Linked DNA regions of Homo sapiens: region 2 is linked to region 1. The links are chromatin loops, found by intact Hi-C in ENCODE. Cell type or tissue: CD14-positive monocyte. All regions are shown on one strand. Each heading gives the region's core, and the rest is flanking DNA. Links, peaks and the distances in the headings are about the cores only.

What was found. Peaks named below come from ENCODE experiments on the same cell type or tissue, not always from the same donor. Only the 100,000 strongest peaks of a DNase experiment are listed, where the experiment ranks them.
Region 2: a loop joins it to region 1, with 3 times the contacts of the local background. A loop is called at or near these places in 2 of 110 quality-filtered maps.

What each region holds. Positions count from the first base shown.
Region 1 is chr3:183,874,254-183,879,634 of GRCh38, forward strand. The region is part of intron 1 of PARL (presenilin associated rhomboid like); the gene reads right to left. Among named protein-coding and RNA genes, the nearest start is that of PARL, 7.9 kb to the right of the region's middle. In CD14-positive monocyte, for the core only: no CTCF peak of the experiment used is centred there; DNase peaks (open chromatin) are centred at 2,618 and 4,088; H3K4me3 peaks cover 2,416 bases; H3K27ac peaks cover 4,568 bases.
Region 2 is chr3:183,782,141-183,787,521 of GRCh38, forward strand. YEATS2 (YEATS domain containing 2) reads left to right here. Exons shown (of 31, transcript NM_018023.5): 20 at 3,985-4,161. Among named protein-coding and RNA genes, the nearest start is that of YEATS2-AS1, 26 kb to the right of the region's middle. In CD14-positive monocyte, for the core only: no CTCF peak of the experiment used is centred there; DNase peaks (open chromatin) are centred at 1,811 and 2,551; H3K4me3 peaks cover 2,527 bases; H3K27ac peaks cover 3,689 bases.

The sequences.
Region 1 (5,381 bases), core at 296-5,295:
ACCAGCCATTGCCCACCTTTCCCTCTCTTTGGACCCCCCTATTCCTTGGAACACAACAATATTGACACTGGTCAATTAATAACCCTACAATCACCGCTAAGTGTTCAAGCTGAAAGGAACAGTCACATGTCTCTGGCTTGAAATCATTAGAAATAATCTTTTTTTTTTTTTTTGAGATGGAGTTTTGCTCTATCACCCAGGCTGCAGTGCAGTGGCGCGATCTCGACTCACTGCAACCTCCACCTCTCGGGTGCAAGCGATTCTCCTGCCTCAGCCTCCCAAGTAGCTGGGACTACAAGCACCTGCCACCACACCGAGCTGATTTTTGTATTTTTAGCAGAGATGGGGTTTCGCCATGTTGGCCAGGCTGGTCTCGAACTCAAACCTCACGTGATCCTCCCGCTTCGGCCTCCCAAAGTGCCCAGCCAATTAGAAATAATTAAGCTTAGTGAAGAAGGCATGTCAAAAGCTGAGATAGGCCAGGAGCTAAGCCTCTGGCACAAATAGCCAACTTGTAAATACAAAGAAACAATTCTTGCCAGACATGGTGGCTCACAGCTGTAACCCCAGCACTTTGGGAAGCTAAGGCAGGAAGATCACTTGAGTTCAGGAGTTTGAAACCAACCTGGGCACCATAGTGAGATCCTGTCTCTATAAAAAATTTAAAAATTAGCCAAGTGTGGTGGCTTGCGCCTATAGTACTAGCTACTTGGGAGGCTGAGGCAGGAAGATCACTTGAGCCCAGGAGGTCAAGGTTGCAGTGAGCTACAAATGCATTGCTGCACTCCAACCTGGATGACAGAACTAGACTCTGTATCAACAACAGCAAAACTACTGAAGGAAATTTTAAGTGCTACTCCTGAGAAGAGAAAAATAGTAGGCTGGGTGTGGTGGCTCCCATCTGTAATCCTAGAACTTTGGGAGACCAAGACGAGAGGATCAACTGAGGTCAGGAGTTCGAGACCAGCCTGGCCAACAATGTGAAACTCCATCTCTACTAAAAATACAAGAATTACCTGGGCGTGGTGGCGGGCGACTGTAATCCCAGCCACTGGGGAGGTTGAGGCAGGAGAATCGCTTGAACCTGGGAGATGGAGGCTGCAGTGAGCTGAGATTGTGCCACTGCACTCCAGCCTGGGCGACAGAGCAAGACTCTGTCTCCAAAAAAAAAAAAAAAAAAAAAAATAGAGTAAGAAAGCAAAACAGCCTTATTGCCAACATGGAAAAAATTACATGAATAGAAGATCAAATCAGCCACAACATTCCCTTAAGCCACAGCCAATCTAGAGCAAGACTAACTCCTTCAATTCTATGAAGGCTGAAAGAATTGAGGAAGCTGCAGGAAAAAAGTCTGAAGCTAGCAGAGGTTGGTTCATGAGGTTTAAGGAAACAAGCTGTCTCTATAACACACAAGTACAACTTGAAGCAGCAAGTGTGGATGTAGAAACTGCAGCAACTTATCAAGAAGATCCTAAGATGAAGGTGGCTACACTAAACAGATTTGCAAAGCAGACAAAACAGCCTTCTATTGGAAGAAGATGCCATCTAAGACTTTCATAGCTACAGGTGAGGAGGCAATGCCTGGCTTCAAAGCTTCAAAGGACAGGCTGACTTCATTAGGCACTAATGCTGTTGGTGACTAAGTTGAAGCCAATGCTCATTTACCATTCTGAGAATCCTAGAACCCTTAAGAATGATGGTAAACTACTCTGCCCGTGCTCTACAAATCGAACAACAAAGCCTAGATTACAGCACTCCTGTTTACAGCATCGTTTATGGAATATTTTTTATTTGTTTATTTTTACTTTTTGAGATGGAGTCTCACTCTGTCGCCCAGGCTGGAAGTACAGTGGCACTATCTCAGCTCACTACAACCTCCGCCTCCCAGGTTCAAGCAGTTCTCCTGCCTCAACCCTCCGAGCAGCTGGGATCACAGGCGCCTGCCATCATGTCCGGCTAATTTTTGTGTTTTTAGTAGAGATGGGGTTTCACCGTGTTGGCCAGGGTGGTCTTGAACTCCTGATCTCAGGCGATCCGCCCGTGTTGGCCTCCCACAGTGCTGGTATTATAGGCGCAATCCACTGTGCCCAAACGGTTTACCAAATATTTTAAGCCCAATGTTGCGACCAAATGCTGAGAAAAAAAGATTCCTTTCAAAATACTACTGTTCATCGACAATGTATCTGGTCACCCAAGAGCTCAGATGCACAGGTACAAGAAGATGAATATTGTTTTCATGCCTGCTAACACAATGTCCATTCTGCAACCACATACATCAAGCAGGAATTTCAACGTTTAAGTCTTATTATTTAAGAAATATATTTTCTTTTTTTATTCCCCTAAGAAATACATTTTGTAAAAAAAAAAAAAAAAAAAAAAAAAAAAGAAAAAGAAAAAGAAAGAAAGAAAGAAAGAAAAAGAAATATATTTTGTAAGGCAATAGCCACAGAGTGATTTTTCTGATGGATCTGGGCAAGGTAAACTGAAAAGCTTCTGGAAAGGATCTACCATTCTAGATGTCATCGGGAACACTCATGATTCATGAGAGGAGGTCAAAATACCAACATTAACAGTTTAGAAGAAGTTGATTACAACACTCAAGTATGACTTTGAGGGGCTCAAGACTTGAGTGGAGGAAGTAACTGCAGATGCGGTAGAAATAGAAAGAGAACTAGAGGCTGGGTGCAGTGGCTCATGCCTGTAATCCCAGTACCCTGGGAGGCCGAGGCGGGCGGATCACCTGAGGTCAGGAGTTCGAGACCAGCCTGGCCAACATGGTGAAACCTCATCTTTATTAAAAATTCAAAAAAATTAACTGGGCATGGTGGTGGGTGCCTGTAATCCCAGCTACTCAGGAGGCTGAGGCAGGAGAATCGCTTGAACTAAGGAGGCAGAGGTTGCAGTGAGCCAAGATCGTGCCATTGCACTTCAGTCTGGGTGACAGGAGTGAAACTCCATCTCGAAAAAAAAGAAAGAGCAAGAGAACTAGAATTAGAAGTGGAGCCTGAAGATGTGATTGAATTGCTGCAATCTCATGATCAAACTTGAACAGATGAGAAGTTGTTTCTTATGGATGAGCAAAGGAAGTGGTTTCTTGAGATGGAATCTACTCCTGGTGAAGACACTGTGGACACTGTTGAAATGACAACAAAGGATTTAGATTACATAAACCTAGCTGATAAAGCAGCAGCACGGTTTGAGAGGATTTACTCCTACTCTGAAAGAAGTTCTACTGTGGATAAAATGCTATCAGACAGCATCACATGCTACTGAGAAATCTTTTGTGAAAGGAGGAGTCAATCAACGTGGCGAACTTCATGTTGTCTTATTTTAAGAAATTGCCACCGCTACCCCAACCTTCAGTAACCGCCACTCTGATCAGTCCACAGCCATCAACAGAGGCAAGACCCTCCACCAGCAAAAAGATTATGACTCACTGCAGGCTCAGATGATTATTAGAATTTTTTAGTAATAAAGCATTTTAAAATTAAGGTATCTACATCTTAACAAACCACTCTAAAATGCACTGGCTTAAAACCATAATTTATTACTTTTTTTTTTTTTTGAGACAGTGTCACCCAGGCTGGAGCGCAGTGGCATGATCTCGGCTCACTGCAATCTCCACCTCCCAGGTACAAGCAATTCTCCTGTCTCAGCCTCCTGAGTAGCTGGGACTCCAGGCACACACCAGCACACCTGGCTAATTTTTGTATTTTTAGTAGAGATGGGGTTTCATCATATTGGTCAGGCCGGTCTCGAACTCCTGAGCTCAAGTGATCCACCCGCCTTGGTCTCCCAAAGTGCTGGGATTACAGGCGTGAGCCACCGCGCCCAGCCCCAGCCAGTACTCTTGACTGCTTAATCAGAGCTGGAGAGTCTCAGATGGCTTCACTCGTACCTGGAGCCTTAGTGCTGGTTGTTGTCTGCTTGCTCTTTCACCGCCCAGTCCTTGGTGTTCAGTAGTCTAGCGGGGGCTTCTACCATGACAGAGGGAGTGTTCCAAGTGGGCAAAGGCAAAAGCTGCAAGGTCTTCTGAGGCCGACTCTGGACCTTGCACAATATTACTTCCACCACATGCTACCGATCAAACTAAGCCGCAAGTCCAACCCAGCTGCAAGGAATAGGGAAGTTGACTCCAGCTTTGGATAAGAACTACAAAATATTGTGGCCATGGTGTTTTATCTACCACACTAGATGTGGCAGAGGCAGTTATGCTTCCTAGTCTAGAGCAGTAATTCTCAATTCTGGCTATACATTAGAACTGCCTGGTGAGCTCTTAAAAGTCCTACACCATGGCTCTACCTCATAACAAATGAGAATGTCTAGGAGTGGACCCAAGGCCTTAGTAGTTGTAAGACCTCCCCAGGTGATTCTCATGTGCCGCCAGAGTCAAGATCTATTCATACCACAGGTTTGGGGAAACTTTAGTTTACATACAAATCACCTGGAAATCTCATTAAAAACATTGTAATTTAGTAGGTCTGGGGCAAGGTGAGTCTGAGATTTTGCATATCTAAACAAGCGCCTAAATTAGGGGTTGTCAAACTGCGGCCTATAGAGTGGATTTGAGTCTCCAACTAAGAATGGTTTTCACACGTTTAAAGAGTTGTTTAAAAAGAAAGAGAAAGAATATGCGACAAAGACCACATGCGGCCATATTTTCTATCTGACCTTTTACAAACTAAGTTTGCCAAACCCCTGTCCTAGATGATACCCAAACTGCTAGTTCATGAACCACTTGGAATAGCAAGGAGCTAGAACCTGATTCCTCACTCTTCCAACAATACTTGTACTTAAATTAGAATGGTTTGTTGTCCCACAGATTAATCCTATCTAGGTAACCAAATAAAGAATTCCAATACAAATGTTTCACTACGACTTACTCCCAGCATCCATGCCCTCTTCTCCTTTTCCAAACCATACTCTAGAATTTCCAGCCATTTCATTTGATGAGACACACCAAGCCCACGATTGGCTTAAGCCAAATTTCACATCCCATTCCTTGGCAACTTCAAGGGATTCAAGGATGGGCACCTGTCCCAAGTTAGGCCAATCTGGTCCAGTGAAATTCAATTTCAAGATTTTGTTTGTGATAACGGAGAAGACAACTTTTTTTTCTGCTAGATTTGCACCTAAAAATATATAGCCCCAAGAGCTGCTGGCAGCCATCTTATAACCACAAGGAGATAGCATGCTGAGAGAATAAAGCCAACATTTAGGAAACAGAGACAAGCCATGGAGAAAATGGTGTCTGGTGACAATTTGAGACACTGGACTTGTCTCGCTAGAAGCCAGTCCTACCTCTACACTTTTGAACTTCATAAACCAATAAATTCCCCTAATTGTTTAGGTCAGTTAAGAGTTTGGTTTTCTATTGGAAT
Region 2 (5,381 bases), core at 305-5,304, 92 kb before region 1:
CTCTTGTTGCCCAGGCTGGAGTGCAGTGGTGCGATCTTGGCTCACTGCAACCTCTGCCTCCCGGGTTCAAGCGATTCTCCTGCCTCAGCCTCCCGAGTAGCTGGGATTACAGGCATTCGCCACCAAGCCTGGCTAATTTTGTATTTTTAGTAGAGACGAGGTTTCTCTATGTTGGTCAGGCTGGTCTCGAACTCCTGACCTCAGGTGATCCACCCGCCTCAGCCTCCCAAAGTGCTAGGATTACGGACATGAGCCACCGCGCCTGGCCAATTCTTGAGTTTTTTAATTTTTTTATTTTTTGAGATGACGTCTCGCTCGTGTCCCCCAGGCTGGAGTACAATGGCGTGATCTCAGCTCACTACGACCTCTGTCTCCTGGGTTCAAGTGATTCTCCTGCCTCAGCCTCCCGAGTAGCTAGGATTACAGGCGCCTGCCACCATGCCCAGCTAATTTTTGTATTTTTCGTAGAGACAGGGTTTCACCATGTGGGCCAGGCTGGTCTCGAACTCCTTACCTCAGGTGATCTGCCTGCCTCGGCTTCCCAAAGTGCTGGGATTTCAGGCGTGAGCCACCGCACCCAGCCAGAGTGATTCTATTTTTGTTCCATGATTCCACTTTCCTGTTGATGGACATTTGGATTATTTCCAGGTTTTTTTGTTTGTTTTTGCTGTCATGGATAAAACTGCCATAAATATTCTTACACAGATATTTTTCTGCAGAACAGCCTGATCATAGGGTACATATATGTTTATAAGAAACTGAGAAATGGTTTAGTAAAATGGTTGTACTGTTTGACTATCCCAGAGTAATATGAGGAAGTCTGATTTGCTCTACATCCTCACCAACACGGAGGATTGTCATTCTTTTTAATTTTAGCCATTGTTGTGAGTGCAAAGTCATATCTCATTGTGGTCTTTATTTGCATAAAGCTCCAATGCAAATTATGCCATGGCTATTACTTGTGGAATCTAGTCATAACTTTTTCAGATAGTGCTAGCTGTGTGACCCTGGTAAATTAATCTCTTCATCTCTAAGACAGGACTAAAACCTACTCTATACAGTTAGTGAAAATAATGACTTACGATGACATAAGATATGTACAAGTGCTTTCTGTTCTTCCTGGCACATAGTAAGATCTCAGAAACTAATAAATGGTGTCTGCTTGTGGAGTGCATTAATTTGGGACACTGAGCAGTCACTTAGAGCAGATTTCAGCAAACTACAGCCAAGGCTTCCTGTTTGCGTTGTTGCTGCTGTTTTTTATAATTTAAACTTTTATTTTAGATTCAGGGGGTACATGTGCAGGTTTGTTACATGGGTATATTGCATGATGCTGAGGCTAGGGTCATGATTGATCTTGTCACCCAGGGAGTGAGCATCATACCCAATAGTTAGTTTTTTAACCCTTCCCTCCCTGCCCCATGTCATAGTCCTCAGTGTCTATTGTGGCCATCTTTGTGTCCATTTACCCAACGATTAGCTCCCACTTGTAAGTGAGAACATGTAGCCTTTGGTTTTCTGTCCTGCATTCATTCACTTAGGATAATGGCCTCCAGCTGCATCTGTGTTGCTTCAAAAGAAATGATTTCTTACCTTTTCATGGCTGTGTGGTATTTGATGGTGTATCCAGTCCACTGCTGAAGGGTACCTAGGTTGATTCCATGTCTTTGCTATTGTGAATAGTGCAGTGATGGACATAGGGGTGCATGTGTCTTTTTAGTAGAATGATTTATTTTCTTTTGGATATATACACATAGATTGCTGAGTCAGATGGTAGTTCCGTTTTAAGTTTTTTGTTTTGTTTTTGAGACAGGATCTCACAGTCACCCAGGCTGGAGTGCAGCACCCTCGACCTCCTGGGCTCAAGCAGTTCTCCCATCCCAACCTCCCAAGTAGTTAGGACTACAGTCCTGTGACACCATGGCCAGCTAACTTTTTATTTTTCTAGTGACAGGGTCAAGGTTGCCCAGGCTGGTCTTGAACTCCTGGGCTGAAGTGGCCTCCCAAAGTGCTGGGATCACAGGCATGAGCCACTGCACCCAACCTTTGTTTTCTGTTCTTTGAGAAATCTCCAAACTGCCTTCCACGGTGGCTGACCTAACTTACATTCCCACCCACAGTGTATAGGGCTTTCCTTTTTTCCACAGCCTATCTGGTGTGAGATGATATTGTGGTTTTGATTTGCATTTCTCTGGTGATTAGTGATACGGAGCATTTTTTCATGTTTGTTGGCTACTTGTATATCTTCTTTTGGAGAAATGTCTGTTCATGTCTTTTGCCCACTTTTTAATGGGGTTTATTTATAATGAGGTTTATTTATTTGCTTGTTAAATTAGGTTCCTTATAGATTCTGGATATTAGACCTTTGTCGGATGTATGGTTTATGAATCTTTTCTCCCATTCTGTAGGTTGTCTCTACTCTGTTGATAGTTTCTTTTGCTGTGCAGAAGCTTTTTAGTTTAATTAGGTCCCACTTGGTTTTCCTTTTTGTTGCAATTGTTGTTGATGCTTCCTGTTTTTTGTAAGTAACATTTTATTGGAACACAGCCACACTCGTTTCACGCTGTAATCGTAGAGCCGAGGAGTTGCAACAGAGGTCCTACGGCCTGAAAGCCAAAATTGCATACTCTTGCCATTAAAAAAAAAAAAAAAGCCGGGTGTGGTGGGTCACGCCTGTAATTCCAGCACTTTGGGAGGCTGAGACGGGCGGATCACCTGAGGTCAGGAGTTTGAGACCAGCCTGGCCAACATGGAGAAACCTTGTCTCTACTAAAAGTACAAAATTAGCCAGGCATGGTGGCGCATACCTGTAATCGCAGCTACTCGGGAGGCTGAGGCAGGAGAATCGCTTGAACCCAGGAGGCAGAGGTTGCAGTGAGCCAAGATCGCACCACTGCACTCCAGTCTGAGCAAAAGAGCAAAACTCTGTCTCAAAAAAAAAAGTTTGTTGAGCCTTTATTTAGACTACTGAGACTGTCATTTATAATTTGTATCCAGCCTGGGCAACATAATGGTGACCCTGTCTCTGAAAAACATTTTCTGGTTTTAAATTAACCAGGTGTTTGGCCGGGTGCGGTGGCTTCACGCCAGTAATCCCAGCATTTTGGGAGGCTGAGGTGGGCAGATCACGAGGTCACGAGAGATCGAGACCATCCTGGCCAACATGGTGAAACCCCATCTCTACTAAAAATACAAAAATTAGTTGGGCGTGGTGGCACGTGCCTGTAAGTCCTAGCTACTCGGGAGGCTGAGGCAGGAGAATCACTTGAACCCGGGAGGCGGAGGTTGCAGTAAGCCAAGATTGCGCCACTGCACTCCAGCCTGGGCGACAGAGCGAGACTCTGTCTCAAAAAAAAAAAAAAAAAAAAATCAACCAGATGTGGCACATGCCTGTAATCCCAGCTACTCGAAAGGCTGGGGCAGGAGGATCACTTGAGCCCAGGAGTTCGAGGCTGCAGTGAGCTATGATTGTGCCATTACACTCCAGCCTAGGTGACAGAGCAAGACCCTGTCTCTAAAAAAATAAAATAAAATAAAAAATATGTAATTTGTAAATGGTTCTCCAGTACTAAAATGCTAAGCCTATATCTAATTTAGAAGACCATTAACCTTACCCATTTAAATCTGGCCCTGTCTAGGGTTGATTCTCATGTTTAAAGATTATACGTACATTTAAGAGCATGTTGTAATCAAGTATTTTGAAAACAAGTGACCTGTTACCTTTAAAGATACTGCTGCCAAATAGTAACTTGCAAATGCATTTATTTACTTGTTCTATATTGGGGTAAAGGGATATTTATAGGTGAAAGGTCATAAAATTTGGAGCTTGTTAGAAAGGTGTGTAAACACCTCATGTAGGTTGGATTGGTAAGACTTTCTTGGTTATTCTCCAAGTCATGGGGCGTATCTCAGCTGTCAGTAAGGAATGAGTTATGTCTATTATCCAAGGCAACATGATTATTTCTGCCCATCTTGTTTCTGCAGGCAGCCCATGGAGGACAGGCATCTCTAATGAAAATATCCGATAGCACCTTGAAGACTGTGCCAGCCACCTCACAGCTCTCGAAGCCTGGAACCACAATGCTGAGAGTAGCAGGAGGGGTTATCACAACTGCCACTTCCCCTGCCGTGGCCCTCTCAGCAAACGGTCCTGCACAACAGGTGAGAAATAGCATGTCAGTAGAGAATCCTAATGAGACATGAAAGTGGTGTAGATACAAGGAAGGTGTCCAGCAGGCACACCAGTGGACCTTTTAAAAATACTCAACTATTGCTTTTTTTTTTAAAGAAATATTCACATACCATAAAAGTCCCCATTTTGTAGTATATAGTTCAGTAGTGCTTGTCATTCACATGGTTGTGCAACTGTGATTACCATCATCTAATCCCAGAGCATTTTATCATCCCAGAAAGAAGCCCAATACCCATCAGCAGTCACTCCCATTCCATCCTTCTGTTCTAGGCGACCGCTGACCTACTTTCTTTGGATTTGCCTATTTTAGACATTTCATATAAAGGGAGTCATATAACATGCCCTTTTGGGTCTGCTTCTGATGCTTAGCATTACAGTGCAGAGTTCATCCACGTTGTGACTTGCATCAATACTCCTTTTCATGGCTGGATAATACTCAGTTTGATGGATGTACCATATTTTGTTTATCCATTCATCAGTTGATGGGCACTTGGATTATTTTCTACTTTTTGACTGTTGTGAATAATGCTGCAGTGAATATTTGTGTACAGGTTTTTGTATAAACACGTTTTTATTTCTCTTGGCTGTATACCTAGTGATGGAATTGCTGGATTATAAGGTAACTTTTTTTGTTGTTTTTTGAGATGGAGTCTTGCTGTGTCACCAGGCTGGAGTGCAGTGACGAGATCTCGGCTCACTGGAACCTCCATCTCCCGGGTTCAAGCGATTCCCCTGCCTCAGCCTCCCAAGTAGCTGGGACTACAGGCACGCACCACCATGTCCGGCTAATTTTTTGTATTTTAGTAGAGATGGGGTTTCACCATGTTGGCCAGAATGGTCTCAATCTCCTGACCTCGTGATCCACCTGCCTCATCTCCCAAAGTGCTGGGATTACAGGTGTGAGCCACTGCGCCCGGCCTGTGATAACTCCTTTTAACTTTGTGAGGAACTGCTAAACTGTTTTCCCAAGTGGCTACATTATTTTAGATTCTCACCAGCGATATACAAGGGTTCCAGTTTTTCCACAAACTCACCCAAACTTGTTCTTGTCCTTTTTTTTTAATTATAGCTATTGTAGTGGGTGTAAACTAGTATCTCATTGTGGTTTTGATTTGCGATTCCCTGTTAATGATATTGAGCATCTTTTCACGTATTTATTGGCTATTTGTATATCTTTTATCCATTTACA